Linked DNA regions of Homo sapiens: all the other regions are linked to region 2. A link is a contact called in ENCODE Hi-C or POLR2A ChIA-PET data. All regions are on one chromosome and are shown on one strand. The core of a region is the stretch at or near the end of the contact, and the rest is flanking DNA. Distances in the headings are between cores, read along the strand shown. Region 1 holds the start of RIPPLY1 (ripply transcriptional repressor 1). Region 2 holds the start of RNF128 (ring finger protein 128). Region 3 has its middle 130 kb from the start of RADX.

Region 1 (4,203 bases), core at 617-3,116, 180 kb before region 2:
AGCTTCCAGCCATGGGCCTCAGCCCTGCCCTTTGAAGTCACCCAGAACAAGTGTAATCTCATTGCAGTCTAATCCTCAGATATTTGAAAATATCTGTCATTTCCCCCAGCTTTCGTTCCTCCATGGATAAACATTTCTTTGTTGGTTTATTTTTATTTTTTGTGCCTTTCCTTTTTATTACTCAAATAATATCAGTTCATTGTGGAACTTTTTAGAAAATTCAGAAAAACATAAAGTAAAAATCCACCCCACTGTTACTCCCAGAAATGACAACCCTAACACTCTTTCTTCTCACCAGTCTTATTTTTTCTCTGCACGCTGTCCATTCTACATCTTTTTTCTTACCAAAATGGGATCATCCTTTAAGTAATATTTTAGAGACTTATTTTGTTTTCACTCTTTCAATATGTTAACTTTTCCCTCATTCTTCTACCATGCCAATTTTAATATGAAATTGTGTAACTGCCCAATGATTTATCTAACCAGCTTTTAAAAGTTGTTTTCAATTTTCCTTTGCTGAAAAGAACATAGTGGGACTAGAATTGGAAGTGGGGTGAAGATGGGGGGTAGGTGAACAGAGAAATGAGGAGCCCTTAAATTAGTCATGCTATCTTACCATCTGATTTTTTTTTCCATTTTCTGTGTTGAAAAATTATACTTCCCAGAACATGATTGTGAGCACCTGCTTGGCATTCAGTTGCAAGGATTTGCCCTAATTAATGTAACTGGTTTCCTATTATTGGACATTGAAGTTGTTTCTAATTTTTGACCATTACAAACCAGACTGTGATGAACATCCAAGAAGCTAAATCTGTGCTGGGGCTGGACACTGAGGTCAGGAGGAATATTTTCGAGACCTCTGAAGCATAAGGTCCCTGCCAGTAGTTGTAACTAGAAGCTTTCTGGCAAAGGCCCAGAAGGCTGGCTAAGGCCGAGGACTGTGCTCAGGCCTCTGGGCTTGCCCGGGTTCAGTACCCATTTATGTAGCCCCTGTCAGAGAGTGTTCAGGCTGGCATGGTCCTATGAGACCACTGGGCCAGCACCCTCATCTCTTACATGAGGGAACTGAGGCCTGGGGCTGGGGCTGGTCCTTCGGCAGCTCTGTAGTCGGGCAGAACTTTGCCTCTCCCCAGCACCCTGGCTTCTGAACTGGAAGCTAAGCTCTGAGGTTTGGAATCTCACCCAGAGGCCCTGTGAAATCCTGCCTGCTCTCCTTCACTGGACCACTTACTGCTGAGGCTGGAGGGGGCACTTTGACAAATGAACTGATCAGTAAGGGGCTGAGGGGCATTGAAAGAAGACTTAAGGTTTACCCAACAAGCATCTGGGCCTGCTCTGCCCAGAATGCCCCTTTTTTCCCTAACCCAGATGATATGCTTAATGGCAGTCACCCTACATTCAGGTCCACCTGGCAAATCTATCTGAGGTTGAGCTGAAATAACAAGTGAGTCCCTCACTCTCCTTAAAGGGGTCAGCTGTCTCTTCTTGCCAGGAACTGGCTTAGTTAAAGGCCTGTCTATTCAGCCCTCTGTCCCTGACATCTCTGTGGTTTCAGAGTGCTAATGAGCTCCTCTCCTTCCCCTCTCAGGCCTTGCTACTCCCTGGGGAATTCACACAAATGGTGTGCGATTTGCCCCTTCTGTGTTTTTCTTTCTGACTTGGAGGCAAAGCAAATCCCTCACCTCCCACTGACACCATGTTTATTCAACTGGGAGAGATTTCACACCCAGGTAACCCAGCTTTCCCTCCCTGAGCCCCTTCCCTAAATCTTTATCCCCCTCCCAAGTCATCCCACCCCTGTCCTCCCTGAATAATTTATAAGACCAGGCAGGGCTTATAAAAGGGTCTCCCAGGAAAAGCCAAAAGAGTGCAGAAGGTTCTGGGAAGTAGGAGACCCCACTGGCTTTGGTCCCCTAAGAATGGACTCTGCTGCCTGTGCTGCTGCTGCCACCCCTGTTCCAGCCCTGGCTTTGGCCCTAGCTCCAGACCTAGCACAAGCCCCACTGGCACTCCCTGGCCTGTTAAGCCCATCTTGCCTTCTCTCCTCTGGACAAGAAGTAAATGGGAGTGAAAGGTAAGTTGAGCTTAGCCTTTGGCAACCTGAACTTAGGCTTGAGAGCTTCCTGAGAGAGGAAGGAAAATGAGATGTCCAGGGCACCCTGTTCTCTGTGAAGGGGAAAAGCAATGGCCTCATAGCCCTCCCTCCTCAACTCTAGCTGGAATATCTCATCTGACTTTTCACCTCACTAATCCCGCTGGGTGGCAAGAGGGGACTTGGGGACAGCTGTTGCCAAAGCTGAAGGTGAAGCAGCCAGGTCCTCATAGGCCAGGTGGCTGAGTCCCCTGAGGGGGATGGGGAACTGCCATGAAACCTGGGCTTAACACAATCTAGACTGTGGGGGTGGGGAGTTTGGGGAAAGAGGACCAAAGTCTAAAGAGGCCCTTGACTGGGACATTGTCTTTTTCCTGACCACGCCATAAGATTTCCATTTGCTTTTTTCCTACCTCTGCAAGTCCAGTGGGGAAGCAGTGGACCCAGGAACATTTCTGGCCCTCTTCTTCAGCCCAGGAAGATGGTAGAGCTCTGAGTTCTACATCTTGGAGCAGGAAGTAGGAGGCAAGATATTTTCCATCTAGCCCCCACTCATTACTCCAAACATTTAGTCTTCAACAAACATTTACTGAAACAGCTACTGTGTACCAGACATTGTACTAGGTGTTGAGGATTCAGATACGATTGAGCATATCTTTGAGCTTAAGAAGCCCAAAGACAAGTAAATAGACAATTACAAAACAGCATGATAAAAGCAATAATAACATTGCTGAAGCCGAGAGGAGGGACATCTGTCCTGGAATGGGCTCAGGAGCCTTAGGAAAGGCTTCCTGGAGCAGATGGCACCTGAGCCAAGCTTTTGGGAGGTCTCTTGTTATCTCAGGGAGCCCACCTTTCAGTCTCTTCCTCTACGGATTGATCTCTCCTCTTTGTCCCAGAGGAACTTGTCTCTGGAGGCCCTGGCTGTCTTCCACAAATGACTCCCCAAGGCAGATGAGGAAGCTGGTGGATTTGGTGAGTTCGAGCCCTTGTGACGTGTGTTCACATGCAGCCACATGCATTAACAGTGACCAGGTCACTTCCCAGAGAGCCCCTGACCTCAGTCCAAAGGTGCAGATCTGAGATAGCATCCTCACAGTTTTGCCAACATTTGATTCCAACAGAGAGCAGATCCAAGCTTTCTGTGGCAATTGGAAAGATGAGGAGACCAAAGCTCAGAGTGGGCAAGGGATCTGGGCAGGCCCCACAGCCAGTGTGTGGCAGTGCTGGTGCTTGAGGCCTCGTCTCCTGGCACCTTACTCCAGTGCTCTCCCACCCACCCGATCTCCCTGAATCTTTGCTGCTCCAGTAGAACACTGTCCCCTGGAGAGCCTCCAAACAGGTGCTGGAACAGAGGCAGGGAAGCAAACAACCCGCAGGACTCTGTCTGCTTGTTTTTCAACCAGAACCAAGAGAGACCCCTTGTTGAGGGGTGGGTATTGGGGGTTGCTGGGTCCCAGAGATGTCTAAGGTCTCTTCAAGATCATTTTACCTGCAGCTTTCTGACCTCTAGTACAGAGGAGGAAGTTATCTAGCCATGTACTTTGAGCCACATGCTAGCTTTTGCTTTGGACAGGCTGCTGGTGGGGCAACGGCTGCTGAGGTCACCAAGGCTGAATCCAAGTTCCATCACCCTGTCAGGTAAGCTTCTGGCATGAAGCTCCAAACTTGACATAGATCCATTAGCTCTTTGAATCTTCACAAAGGTCTTGTGAAGCAGGAGAGGGGAGGAATTGCTATCTATGATCGCTGTTTCATAGGAGAGAAAACTGGAGCCCAGAGAGGTTAAGGGACTTTGCCAAGGCTGTCTTTTCTAGAGGCATTGTTAACGATGCCCAAGAATGATCCCCCATGGATGGGTCAGTGAAATAATCCTCAGTGGAAGGAGATGGGGCCATAGGGCTGGAGAATTCTTGGCTAGAAGCTTTCTGGGGTAGGTAGCAGGTGGAGTCAGAGCCATAAGTGACAGATGCTGGGGCTGGCCCCCGACCCAACCACTATAGGTCCATAAGGGTTTACCTTCCTGCGTGGGGCCACTTTGTAACAATGCAGAAGGTTCTGTTACAAAACTTTCTTTCTTCCTTTCCCTCTGACCTCATTGTTGCAGCCAA
Region 2 (4,301 bases), core at 1,240-3,739:
TAGTGGGAGCCAAGCAAAAGTTAATTTTATTGTCTCCTAAAACTATCAGATAAATACCCTTAACAGAAGTAAAAGGAAAATGGTCTAAGTAGGACTCTGTAATTAAATACTCTTCAATTACAAATCATTCATGCAAATGAATCTCATTAGAAGACAAAGTCAAACCCTTGCTATTAGACAGTCAACTGAAATATAAAGACTATAAACTTTATTAGGTCTTTATTCTTGATTTTCAGTAACTTCTAAAAGCTACTGATTCATTCTAATCAATGAATTATCGGCCAAGAGAGATACAGTTTCTCCTTTAATCAATATAAAAACTAAAAATCATAGCATTTTAGATCTGAAAGGGATCTTAGAGTTCATCTACTTTTGTTTTGTTTCAGTACACGCTTCTAACTTGGCCTCCACTGCCTATACAATCATTTGACATGTGAGTAACTTGTACAAGGTTACAAAGTCGGTAGAGGCAAAGAAGGGGCTAAAAGAACTCAAATCTCCTGAGTTCCAATTCAGTGTTCTTTCCATTACGCCATCCAGCCACTCAATACAAGTGCTCTCTAGGCAGGTTCAGTCATAAGGTTTTAAGAAAAACAGAAAACCTCCAGTAGTCAAATAAGCAGCTTCTTCCTTCCAGTGACTCCCAGAAGGCTAATCCTATCAGCTAACCCTTACTGAGAGTGGATGATGTGCTTTACTGCACTAAACTCTTTAAGGCATTATTTCATTTTATCCTGAAGGCAAACTTGTGGATAAGTTTTCTTATTATTCATTCTCATTTGACTGATGAGAGAACCCAGACTCTAAGACTTGAAATAAGTTGCCCAAGGTCACAGGACTAGTAAGCAACAGAGTAGGAATTTAAACCAAGCTCTGACTTGAGGCCCAGCTCTTAAAAACTATGATACACTGCTATTACACGTGTCTCTTTCTTTTTCTCCATTTTTTTCCCCTTTGTCCTTTAGGGTCTAGGATAACTATATACATAAGGTATGGATACCTAATCACAAATAGGGAAGTTTGTGGAAGGATAACCGACGGGGAAAAATAGTAACCTCATACCATCTCCAAGAATTTAAGAACTACCTGGACTATTTTTTTTTCCAAAGTCTAGGCCTTTGCTATCCTCATGCAGAAACCTCTTCTTTTTCAAGAACGTTAGTCACCTGTTTTGCAACTCAATAACCTAAATCAGATTTTTCAGAAGCAAACAAAAGCACTGATACCAAGTCACTTGGGACTTGAGACCACTGGGCAGAGAAGAACCCAAGAACTAAGCAAAGTTTCCACCAAAATTGCAATGAGGTTAACAGGGCACAGTAGCACAATCTAGTATTTGATACCCAGGAAACATGGAGAGAAAAACAGGGAGAGGAGGGGAAAATCTGCTGCCAGTCTGAGGTTGTTAAAAAGCAGAGTGAGGAAGAGATTTCCAGGTGATCTCCTCGGTCATTTAAGACCCGATGCCCACCACCACTTAATCCAAGGCTAGACACCCTTGTGAAAAACCAGGAAAAGGGAACGCAAAGAGCTCAAACAGTCCTTGATTTGCCAGCCTCTGCACCCGGTTTGTTTTACCCTTTTCCACCAGAGAGGCAAATGAAGGATTTTTTTTTGCCCAACACCCAGGCCTGGTGAATCTCGGGGAGGACCCTGCCCCACTCCGTGGGGACAGAAAGAGCACCCACTTTCCTTCGGAGCAAGGGGATAGGACGAGGAGGGCAATGAGGAAAATAAGAGAAACTGGCCATGGCAGAGGTCTGGAGGGGTGCAATCTAGTAGCTGCACTCACCCGGGTGAGACATGGGGATGACCTCATTGCGGGTCCCGGGGAAGTTAAAGATGACGGCTCCAGACGCCCCTCTCTCATAAGCCAGATGGATCTTGTCTGCGAAGGTGCAGCCCCCGCCGCGTTGGATGAGGGCCAACCAAGAGACTTGCACGGTGCTTCCCCAAACCGTGGGCACCGTGAAATTCGTGTGCGGGTTACAGGCGTTAAGCGCCCCGGGCCCGTCGGGCGGTACCAGGACCCCAGCCACAGGCTCCAGCGGCGAGTCCTGGCCGTACACGCCCTCCTCGCTCAGCTCCCACACCGTACGGTTCACTCCCGTGTGCGGAACCCGCCAGGACACGTTGAGGTACGCGGTCCACACTGCTTCAGCCCCCCGGGAACCGGGTGCCTGCGGACTCAGGGCCAGCAGGAAGCACCATGCCAGCAATCTGGAAAAGCCGCAGCCACCGCGGCAGGAGACCCCGGCCCCAGGCGGCGGCCCCATGGCGCGCGCGCTCCGCAGTTCCCTAGCGCCCCTGGCACGCGCCCTCCTAGCGCTTGGCAGGACCCTGGTCTTGAGCAGGTGCGCGCCAGGTGGGGAAGGAATGGAGTGAGACTGGGGAGCTGCGAGCTACGTCGGAGCCAGGAGGCACGTAGCGTCAGCACACAGGTTGCCGCAGATGCAGCTCCTCGGAGCTCCAGTCTTCTCCGCTACCGCGGCTGCCGCGTCGGGCTCTGGGGCTTTAGCGTGAAGCTCCGCCCAGCCGACTGGGGGTAGAGGTGGCTGGGAGGGAGGAAAGGACACTGCGGGATCCGCCTCTTAAAAGGGTAACAGGATGGATCGATGTTAGAATAGGATCTGAGGCTGTGTGGCTAGGTGTGTCGCGTCGTTTTATAAAAAACGGACAGGCGAGGAACGATAAAGTCCGCAAACATAAAGCTTTCTGGCAGGATTCGAGTCGGTTTTGAATTGCAAGAATACATTTTTCCCTCCTAACATTTGCCTAAAGGACATTTCGGGCTTACGGTGCCAGAATGTGAAGTACAGTACTTCTAAAAAGCGCAGATCCAAAGGGTCTGAGTTGTAGTCAAGGGAATTTGGGTAGGGAAGGAATTTGAGTAGAATCAGGCTATTTACTGATTCTCTAGAGGGGGGAAGGGCAGGAAAAGCGCGCTGTTACCCTTTCTTACTGACTTCAAATGGCACCTTTCTCTTTCCCTGCTCCTAAGAAGCCTCATACATGTGTATTTCCTCACCGTTACCCTAGGTTTCATGTACCGCATCAGATGCCTCTTCTAAAACTAATTTTAGTCCTCACAAAAGAATGACTGTTTTCACACACCTCAGAACCAAGCCTTTCTTCTGCATTTTTCACAAACCTGACTTACCCTAGCGGATGTTCCTGCGCTATTCATGACCTTAACTACATAATCTTTCTCCATTTCCCACTAACTGAAAGGAGCCTGACTCGCCTAGGCGATTCACTCATGGCATTATTACATTACGATTTATCCTTGCTTAAGTATTCAATTTTTGTCTACCCTGTCAACTATTATATTTACTAGATGGTTAACAAATGAGCCTTGAATTAAGCTGAATTAATATACCTGCTGTCTGATAGTTATGAATAACTTTTGACCTTGGGGAACTTCCCTGTGGCTCAGTTTCCTCATCATCTGTAAAAGGGGGATAATAATTGCACCTACCTCACAGAGTTTTCAGATGATTAAATGAGTTAATACATGTAATAAAGCACTTAGAACAATGCTTAGCAATATAAAAAACATGTTAAAATTATTAAACAGGTTCAGAGACACAATTCTAAAATAATATTAAAGTTTTAATTTGAGGTAATATCAGAGAAAATGATGTTCAAGATGTTCAGTCTTAGCCACTTTTTCAGTTCAAATAAATACAGTCTACTTTATGCAGCTCAACATTTGTTAAATTTCTGATCAATTACTCCCCTCAATCCCTGGCCCAGCATTTACTTAATCAATGTTATTTACAAAGATTAAGCATGGACCAATTCTGTACTTGATACTCTTATGGCTTGAGAGAAACCTAGAGGAAAATTAACATCATATACCAAACAACACCTAGAACATAAATAAATGTGCAATTTTGTGAAACATATACTCTTAGGTATTGAAAAGGACTTTAGAGGTCAAAGTGGGTATATGAGACCAATAGCATGGTACCCCCAAATACTGATGGTAATCTCTGAGATAAAAATTACCTAGGGGAAAAATGGGTAGGACCAACCACCTCTGAGAAATGGTACAATTCCAGAAATTGTCTGATTTTGCTGGTGAAGAGCATTCAAAATTCAATTGATATTACCTGAATGACAGCCAACTATATTGTACTTTGAAGAAACAATGTGTTCAGAAGAAAGAAGGTATTTTATAGCTACAAAAATGAAGTTCAGAGAGACATTTATTAATGTTTTTCCATTCATTATTTTCTTAAATATTTGTTGTACATCTGCCATAAGCCATGGGCTGAGCATTGTGGTGCAAAATCAAA
Region 3 (4,316 bases), core at 427-2,926, 240 kb after region 2:
TTATACTTCAGTAAAAATTAATAAAACAGAAATGAAAATAACAGACTCATCGACCCTAGGCCCTTGTAAAATCCAGAAGTCTTCTATACAGCTGTGCTTAAAGAGAGCCTCATCTGCAGCAGCAAGGAAGACTGTGCTGAAAATCAGGGCTGGGAGCTAATTGTAAGGGGGGTAGAGATTCAAAATGGCACTGGATATATAACTTGAAGAGGTCTCCTATGTCAAAATCAGGGACCTCATGAAAAACAGTAACCGTAAGACTTGGATTAGGGAGATTTGCATGGAAGAGCCTGAGAATCTTGAACTACCAGATTCCCCTTAATCTTTCAGATCAGCAGCAGTTCCCCTACACCTGCCCCTCTGACTTGCTAGAGGAGAGCAACCTCCTCAGACTTGGAGACCCTGAAAATACATTACCAACACAGGAGATTTACATAAGGGCACATTCAACATCTGCACTCTCATTGCAACCAAACCAATTAGCATTATAGGCAGAGCTGGGAAGTAAAGTCCCTGCTCTTGGAGGAAAGATGTTACAACCAAAAGAAATGGAAAACCTGGCTCAAATATACTGGCACAAACCCTGGGAACATATGTGGGAGTAGATCTTGAGGCTTTGAATGGGAATCAGGGAGAATAAAGGAGAATTACTGACATGACATGACACCCAGCAGAACCATTATATGATTACTCTCTCCTAGAAGAAAATGACTGGCTGGTTAACTGCTTGCTATAGAAAGGTGCTAAACCCTTGGCTCTGGTTGCTCAGCTGTGGTGCAACCCAGTGTTTATAGCCCACCTGCTCTTTCCAGGTTGCATAGTGGAAGTTGGAGACAGGTAAATTGGTGCTACCAGGCTGATATTCCTGCTGTTTGATGTGCTGTAAATAATAAATTGTTTTGCTCTGAGCCATTAAATGTTGTTGTCTTCTTTTGGCACTTGTGGAGTGTGGCAAACTGATATGCTTGCTTACTTAATCATTTCCTTTGGAGTCTAGCTACTCCATGCCATCCTATATGAATGAGTTTCTGCAAGGATTGGCATAGGAAGCAAGGTGCCAATATAGACAATGACTTTTTGAAAGAGAAAAGGCAGGGGACCTATGGGACAATTCAGGGATGTAAGGAAGCTCCCTGGGAGATAGGAGGGATTGTGTCTGCCCAAATAGTAAATTAAGGGGAAGGTAAATGGTCTGCTTTTTGAACATGAGGTGAGTTGATGAATAGACACTGAGTGTAAGAGGTCAGATTACAATAAACTATTCAAAAGGCATCCTCTTCTACAGAGTAGGGGACAAAGGAAACACCTCTGATTCCTGTCAAAGAGAAAAGCACAACTTTCCCCCATTTGAAAACCACGATTACTATTCCTGTAACTGCAATATAACCCCATGCAGAGTAGTAAGATGCACCCAAGAGGCAAAGGAGGGAAACCTGATAAAACTTCTGTCCAAAGAGTGGGGTGCTGTTAGAGATTCAGTTGGTGCGTCTCGTGCTGAAAGAAGAACGGTTATGCTTTACAGAGTGAATGGTAGCAAGCAGGCCTTCTCACATATGATTCATACAGACTCTTCAGTCAGGGCAGAATCATGTCACAAACCATGGCTTTGCTGGTTTCAATTTCTATTTCAATGACGATATTATGTTGAACCTGGGGAGAATACCAAGGAGGAAGTTGTTCAAAACATGATGGTTGTAGCTGCTCCAGAATGACTGTACCATGGGCAGAATGCTAATTTTGATAACGAGCCTTTCATCCAGAGAATGCCTGATAAGTGTTTATTCTCTGCCTCCCTAAAGTGAAAGTGGATGACTAACTTTGTTGTTAGTACCTCGAGACCCTGTGCAGGTGGCTATGATTGTAGGTTGAAAAATGCCTAAGAGAAAGACAGACCCATCCTCATCTAAGCAAAATTTCTGTAATCTGAGATAAAATAAAGAACAGTGGGAAAAAGAATAAATCCCCTACAAAGGAACCTAGCCATAAGTCAATATAGATTTGGCTGTAAAACAGAGTTTCTCAAAGAAGAGATTAATGGGTTGAGCACTGAAGCAACTGGGTCCAGATAGGAGCTATAGGCATAGGGAGAAGGGGCACAAACAGGCAGTTGTTTATCCGGTTGAAACTTAAAGTGCCTCAGTGGGGACAGATTTCTCCATGGAGATCAATATCTCTTTATAGGAGGAAGTAAGAAGCCATTTCTAGTTAGCTGGATAGAAATGTTGGTAGTCTGGGTACCCCATTTGTGGGTTCCGTCTTTATAGGAGGAAGCAAGAAGCCAGTTGGCTACCATAGAATGATAGTCAACTGGCTTCTCACTTCCTCATTATTATCCTATAGTAGCCAACTGGCTATCATTCCTTCAGCATTTCCACTGCTGGACCCTAAGCCCATGTATCGTGATCTGAAGAAGGGGGACTAAGCGTGAGGTCAAGGTCTTTCTGTCCCCAGTGGGGCCCAGAGGTCATATGCCTCTGCAAGGGTACAATGTGGCATGGGGTAAAGGTAGGAGATGAGAAATTTTGTGGCTTGTTTGGATACCAGTGCTTAAATAACTCTCTTATCAGATTCTGTTGAGGGACAAGTGCTACCAGTGAATTGGCTGAATTTGGCGATGTAGTGAAACAGAAAAGGGGATTAACTGTAACCATCTGGGTGTGGTCACTTAGACTCCCACTACTGCTGTTACTCTTACTGCTTGATGTATAATTGCTATTGCTGTTTTACATGCATTTACTGTGAGTACTCATAGAGTCTAAGAAGGGGGATTCTCCCACTTGTGAAAAAGAGCATCTTGCAATATGATGATAGTGAGAAGATTACACCAAAACCACCAACTAGACTTCCAGTTCTCTCCTGTATTACACTACACAAATAATATAGAATTCCAGGAGATGAGAAAGTAATCAAGGCCTTAATGAAGGACTTAAAGACAGTAGGAGTGTTGAAAGCTTTTATATCTTGACAATGGCCCTGAGTGTCTAGTGAAACAGGTGAATGGGAGGTGGAGGCTTATTGCCAGCTGAATTTAGCCATTGTCCCTGTAGCTCCCACACAATTACTATGCTATATCTGGAGAAGCTATATTTTCTTGGTGTTTGCCATCAGTGAGCGTGCAGATGTATGGAATAAGTTCTTTTTCCTTTCTTGGATAACTTGATTCCAATATATTGATGATATTGTGCTGGTAAGCCCCAGTAAAGAACAAGTGGTAATGGCTGTTTGCTGACTTGCATGAAAGCCAAGGGGTGGCTCATTACTCCTAATAAAATATAGAGACCAACCACCCAAGTCAAATTATTGAGAGCCATGTGGGCTAAGGCTCAAATATCAATCTCTAAGATATAAAAGGGAAAGTTACTTGCATTTTGACTCACCACTACCTAAAAAGGAGCCCAGAAGTTAATTTGACTGTTTGGATATTCGAGACATTATGTGCCTCATCCAGACAGTTTGTTGCACCTTATGTATGTGTTGAGCAGAAAATCTAGAAAATTTAACTGGTTATGGTAATAACAGGTAGGCTAGGGCAGTGACATGGGCCTGTAAAACCCCAAGGGTCCCTTGTAACTACAAGTATCTGCTACTGATGACTATGCTGTGTTGAGCTTCTACCAAAGAGAGACTGCTTCCACCTGTATGTGCCCGTCGAGTTCCCTGACCAGGCCACCCATCACACTCCATTTGGGAAATAACTAACTGGCCTTCTAATGGGAAGTTGTGGAGAATGAGAACCTTATTCTGGAATGCCAGGTAACATTTTGCCCAGACACCTCCATCTTGGGTTTGTTCATTCAGATGCTTACAATAAAGTCAGAAAGGCCCAACAGTCTTCTTTTATTAAATGGAAATATTATATTTAAGAGAGAGGCAGATCTGGTCCCACAACTGTGTCCTCCATATACAAAAAGGTTACATACCTTTAGAGGCTTTTGAACCTCCCCTTGCTCATTCACAAGGGAAGCCTTTTGCTATCTGGTGATCACACTTCCAAATCCCCAAGGATGATTGACCTTGGATTACTGATGGCTTAGCTGAAGTAAAAGCTAATGGTCTCACTGGGTATTGGCAGTAATTAAGCCCCAAGGACAGCCCTGGAAGACCTCCTGCAGTGAGGGCCAGTCAGCACAATTGGCTGATTTGAATACTGCCATCCTTGTCCTATATAATACTCATAGAGAAATGGCATATTGTATTTTCACTGACACTTGGGTTAGTGTCAGTGAAAACAGCTCAGCTGTCTGTTTGAATTCATGGAGAATGACTACTGGTATATAAAAGGCACCCCTCTATTGGGCCAGGAACTCTGGAAAGCT

The links. A loop is a pair of places that touch in the nucleus more often than their neighbours do. ChIA-PET counts read pairs that join two places held with the same protein, here RNA polymerase II (POLR2A). Pooled maps may share reads with other maps.
Region 1: a map of psoas muscle shows a loop between it and region 2 (2.8-fold over the local background). The contact joins the promoter of RIPPLY1 here to the promoter of RNF128 in region 2. A Hi-C loop is called at or near these places in 1 of 168 maps with a recorded cell type or tissue (psoas muscle).
Region 3: a pooled map shows a loop between it and region 2 (11-fold over the local background). The contact joins the enhancer-like site here to the promoter of RNF128 in region 2. A Hi-C loop is called at or near these places in 7 of 50 pooled maps. POLR2A ChIA-PET finds 5 or more read pairs at or near these places in 3 of 52 experiments (WTC11 and activated T-cell).

The regions. Positions count from the first base shown.
Region 1 is chrX:106,901,004-106,905,206 of GRCh38, reverse strand. RIPPLY1 (ripply transcriptional repressor 1) reads left to right here and starts at 1,866. Exons shown (of 4, transcript NM_138382.3): 1 at 1,866-2,074; 2 at 2,992-3,067; 3 at 3,669-3,733. The coding sequence starts at 1,920. It also overlaps a transcript of CLDN2 not described here.
Region 2 is chrX:106,724,889-106,729,189 of GRCh38, reverse strand. RNF128 (ring finger protein 128) reads right to left here and starts at 2,489. Exons shown (of 7, transcript NM_194463.2): 1 at 1,793-2,489. The coding sequence starts at 2,276. RefSeq lists an enhancer at 2,054-2,642.
Region 3 is chrX:106,481,736-106,486,051 of GRCh38, reverse strand. No RefSeq gene overlaps it. Among named protein-coding and RNA genes, the nearest start is that of RADX, 130 kb to the left of the region's middle. RefSeq lists an enhancer at 1,470-1,739. Within about 2 kb of position 1,676, at least 2 of the 41 ENCODE cell types and tissues checked have a DNase peak (open chromatin) inside an H3K27ac peak, as active enhancers do.